Regions from separate parts of the Homo sapiens genome. Here region 1 is linked to region 2. Evidence: read pairs that join two places in POLR2A ChIA-PET (ENCODE). Cell type or tissue: Panc1. All regions are shown on one strand. Region 1 has its middle 15 kb from the start of CENPA. Region 2 has its middle 29 kb from the start of SLC35F6.

Region 1 (2,500 bases), 66 kb before region 2:
AGACTCAGCTGTCCTCCTCCACTCCTCTCTCCAGAAAACTCCACTGCCATGAGCATGGAGGGAAACAGCCTTGTCCCCCAGGACCACAGCCCTGTAGAGTTCCTGTGAATGTGCACAACTCAAGCAGGCTCTCCCCACGGCCTACGCCAGAACACAGGGCAGGAGACACCAAGGGCTCCAGCCCAGCCGAGGATTTCAGGGCTCTCAGGAACGGATGAGCAATGCCTTTTTAAAAAGTGATCAGTAAAGTGAAGCAGCCGAAGATGTGCTGAGTCCCAGTGGTGTCTGAAGGGTGCTGGTTGGGGCTTGGGAGAGGATGAGTATTTTTGGGGAGAAACAAGGATGATTTGGGGCCCCCTGGATTTGGTGGGCCAGGCCAAATAGAAGTGAGTCAGGCAGGCTGCTGGTAAATACAGCAGACAAATAGGCTTCTCTAAACAGCATGTAAGGCCGTGGATTTGGAGGTTTGTAATAAGAGGTTGCAGAAAAGCAGGGAACTTAAATCGATCCTAGAAACAATTAGGAATCTACTTCTACCCTTCTGCTGTCGCATGGTGTAGCAATATTGGCCCAGTGCCAGGGAGGGGAGAAATTCTCAATTCAAATGCTTCGGCTGCTCCTTCAAGATGAATTTGGTTTTTCAATCCACTCAATGTCTTGGGAGCTCTAAATCTGTCTTGTATAAGTGATGTGTTGTCTGCAGTTGAGAGCATCAAATCAGTGCTGAAAGAGCATTATACACTGAAAACCTGTATCAGTGTAAGGCATTATTATTACTCTGTTACTCAAGCGGAGGGATGTCCTGCAGGATGGAAAATTGAGGCAATTGAGGCAAATATTCAAAAAATATGTGTCAAATGACTTTGTTACACATTTCTTAAAAATCTGCAAAAATATGCAATATACTTACTGAGAATATTAATGTGAGGTTGGAGGCAGAATAACTCATAGAATTTTAGAAGGGGCGTTCATAACCATCTATGGAGGGTGGACTTGAGGATCTCATGGAAATCATGGCTCCTCTCAGAAAAGTGCACAAAACACAGATTTATGAAGTTACACAGAATTTTTATTTCTTTATTTAAAAAAAAATAGAGACAGGGTCCGAGAGGCTGAGGCAGGAGAATCGCTTGAACTTGGGAGTTGGAGGTTGCAGTGAGCCGAGATCGTGCTGCTGCACTCCAGCCTGGGTGAGAGAGTGAGACTCTGTCTCAAAACAACAACAACAACAACAACAACAAACAGAGACAGGGGCTTACTGCTGCCCAGGCTGGTCTTGTCACAAAATCCTGGCCTCAAGCAATCCTCCTGCCTCAGCCTTCCAAAGTGCTAGGATTACAGGTGCTCAGTCGGAATTTTTAAATATATATATTTAAATATATACACAAATATATATATATATTTGTGCATTGGAAATTAATTTCCTTCACACATTCAGAACATTTATAAAAACTTTACAAAGAACTGCCTCTCAGGCTGGGTGCAATGGCTCACACCTGAAATCCCAGCACTGTGGGAGGCTGAGGAGAGTGGATCACTTGAGCCCAGGAGTTTGAGACCAGTCTGAGCAACATGGAGAAAACCCATCTCCACTAAAATAAATACAAAAATGGCTAGGCACAGTGGCTCACGCCTGTAATCCCAGCACTTTGGGAGGTCGAGGCGGGCAGATCATGAGGTCAGGAGATCAAGACCATTCTGGCCAACATGGTGAAATCCCGTCTCTACTAAAAATACAAAAATTAGCTGGGTGTGGTGGCGTGTGCCTGTAATCCCAGCTATTTGGGAGGCTAAGGCATGAGAATTGCTTGAACCTAAGAGGCGGAGGTTGCAGTGAGCCAAGATCGCGCCACTGCACTCCAGCCTGGTGACAGAGTGAGACTCTGTCTAAAAAAAAAAAAAAAAAAAAAAATTAGCCAGGTGTGGTGGTGTGCTCCTATATTCCCAGCTACTCGGGAAGCTGAGGTGGGAAGATCACCTGAGCCTGGGGAGGTCGAGGATGCAGTGAACTGTGATCACACCAATGCCCTCTAGCGTGGGTGACAGAGTAAGATCCTGTCTCAAACAAACAAACCCCCCAAAAAAATGCATCTCCAAGTCTCTTTTTTTTTTGTTTTTGAGGCAAAAGTCAGTAGCCAATATTTGTAACCCCCAAACTTGAAACTATCCAAATGTTCAATAGAATGGAAATATACAAATTTAGGCATAGGCCGCTCTGCCTACAGAGTAGCTATGCTTTATTCTTTCACTTTCTTAATAAACTTGCTTTCACTAAAAAAAAAAAAAAAAAATTTAGGCATATCCACACAATGAAACCCTATGCAGCAGTAAGAATTAACACCATAAACACATGAGAAAATATAAATTTCACAAACATGTTGACTGAAAAACACAAAAGAATATATGCTCTATAATTCCACTTACTACAATAATCAAAATGAATCTATGGTATTAAAAGTCAGGATAGGCCGGGCGTGGTGGCTCACGCCTGTAATCCCAG
Region 2 (2,500 bases):
ACCGTGTCCACCTGGGGGCTCCTCCACCCATGGGAAGCTGCCCAGTGAGCTGGGAGGCTGGTGAACAGCGGGACACTGCTGGCCCAGAGCTATTGTGACTGGGCTGCAGCCCTGGCCCAGCACATCCATCACCATGGAAATGCCTGTGGCTCTGCCCAGTGCTTCACATACAGGGTGAATGTGGAACAGTCCCTGCCTGCAGGACCTTGGGTCTTTCTAAACTGTAGTTTTGTAATCTGTAAAACAGGGGTGTTAATCCTCACTTAAACCACAGCGTTGTTCTTTTTGTTTTGTTTTGTTTTGTTTTTTGTTTTTGAGACAGAGTTTTGCTGTTGTCACCCAGACTAGAGTGCAATGGCGCAATCTCGGCTCACTGCAACCTCCGCCTCCTGGGTTCAAGCAATTCTCCTGCCTCAGCCTCCCAAGTAGCTGGGATTACAGGTGTCCGCCACCACGCCTGGCTAATTTTTGTATTTTTAGTAGAGATGGGGTTTCGCCATGTTGGCCAGGCTGGTCTTGAACTCCTGACCTCAGGTGATCTGCCTACCTTGGCCTCTCAAAGTGCTGGGATTATAGGTGTGAGCCACCGCACCCAGCCCCACAGTGTTGTTCTGATGATCAAATGAGAGAGTGATGTGAGAGCTCTGTAACTGCAAAATGCTGTTCATATGGATTCTCGAGGGGGTGCTGTTCACTGGCCAGAGAGGGTCACGGAGGTCAATTCCATCACAGTCCTTGCCCTAAGGGGCTGGCACCACCCACGAGGCCCTCCCCTGCAGCTGGGAGACTGAGAGGCAGGAGTGTGAGTCTCTGTGTTTGTCCAGATGTGGATGTGGTAAATTTCCAGCATCAGAGTGACTCAACCTCAGAGATTAGCAGTTTTCATCTGAAATCAGAGTCAGAGAAGGCTGGGCCCTTACTGGTGTGTGTGTGTGTGTGTGTGTGTGTGTTGGAAAGTTGGGCTATGTGGATACTAATTTTGGCTACACCATTATCTCGCTTCATGACCTTGAATATGTCACTTCCACTTCGAACCAAAATCCCTTCCTCTGAAACAGGAGCTGGAACAATTATCTGAGTGAGTGTGTGTGTGTGTGTGTGTGTATCTTTGCAACCTTTGAGAAAAAGTAATGGCTGCCGGACTCGGTGGCTCACGCCTGTAATCCTAGCACTTTAGGAGGCTGAGGCGGGCAGATTACTTGAGGTCAGGAGTTCAAGACCAGCCTGGCCAACATGGTAAAACCCTGTCTCTACTAAAAATACAAACATTAGCCGGGTGTGGTGATGGGCGCCTGTAATCCCAGCTACTTGGGAGGCTGAGACAGGAGAATTGCTTGAACCTGGGAGGTGGAGTTTGCAGTGAGCCAAGATCATGCCCCTGCACTCCAGCCTGGGCAACACAGCAAGACTCCATCTCAATAATAATAATAATAATAATAATAATAAAAGATGCTGTTGTTCCAGCATCAAGGCTCCTTCCTCACTGGGCAAGAGGAAGGTACTGAGTCCACGACAGATTGAACTTTTCAGGGGTTACCTGAGAAACAGAGTCATTCCAACTTCTTACCTGAATCCAGCTTTGGGATTGAGAGGGGGCCACAGCTTTGTGCTGCTCAATGGAAATGGTGATGTGAGCTGCAAGGGAGGGAGCTTGGCTTGGTCACTGTCGGCAGTGCCTCTTTCTTCTGCCAACTTGTCTGTCCTAAACACATCCTTCCCTGGCCCTGGACAACCCTCTCTTGCCTCTAGCTTCCTGAGATAAGTTATGGGAAGGCTACTGGGCTTGGGGGTAGGGGGAAATGCTGAGCCTGCAGAAAGAGCTAAATGTGGGAATGTGAGGGCCTGAGGTAAAATAGGATTTCTTTTCTTTCTTTCTTTCTTTTTTTTTTTTTTTTTTTTGAGACAGAGTCTCACTCTGTCGCCCAGGCTGGAGTGCAGTGGCATGATTTCGGCTCACTGCAACCTTCGCCTCCCAGGTTCAAGTGATTCTCCTGCCTCAGCCTCCTGAGTAACTGGGATTACAGGTGCACGCCACCACACCCAGCTAATTTTTGTATTTTTGGTAGAGACAGGGTTTCTCCATGTTGGCCAGGCTGGTCTCAAACTCCTGACCTCAGGTGATCTGCCCACCTCTACCTCCCAAAGTGCTGGGATTGTAGGGGTGAGCCATCGCACCCGGCCAGAATAGGATTTCTTAGCTCCAATGGAATCTGTCATCTTTGAAGGATGACATCTTTAGATTACAGCCTCCTCTCTCACCGAGGTTCTGAATAAGAAATGACCACATCATAAATAGCTCTGAACTTCTGCCACACCTTTGCTGAAGATGTGGATCATCATGGGACAGTACACAGCAGGTGGGTAAGAGCATATGCCTCGCAGCCATCGGCCTGTGTTCAAATCCCCGCTTTGCCATCAATTCACTGCCTGATATTGAGCAAGCGGGCTGCTTTGAGCCTTGGTCGAATCTGGCACGCAATTGAGAATAACATATGTATTT

Evidence for each region. ChIA-PET counts read pairs that join two places held together with the same protein. Peaks named below come from ENCODE experiments on the same cell type or tissue, not always from the same donor. Only the 100,000 strongest peaks of a DNase experiment are listed, where the experiment ranks them.
Region 1: POLR2A ChIA-PET joins it to region 2 with 7 read pairs; 2 of 35 experiments call an interaction of 5 or more read pairs at or near these places.

Annotation. Positions count from the first base shown.
Region 1 is chr2:26,799,615-26,802,114 of GRCh38, reverse strand. No RefSeq gene overlaps it. Among named protein-coding and RNA genes, the nearest start is that of CENPA, 15 kb to the right of the region's middle. In Panc1, no CTCF peak of the experiment used is centred here; no DNase peak of the experiment used is centred here.
Region 2 is chr2:26,733,659-26,736,158 of GRCh38, reverse strand. No RefSeq gene overlaps it. Among named protein-coding and RNA genes, the nearest start is that of SLC35F6, 29 kb to the left of the region's middle. In Panc1, no CTCF peak of the experiment used is centred here; no DNase peak of the experiment used is centred here; H3K27ac peaks cover 1,523 bases.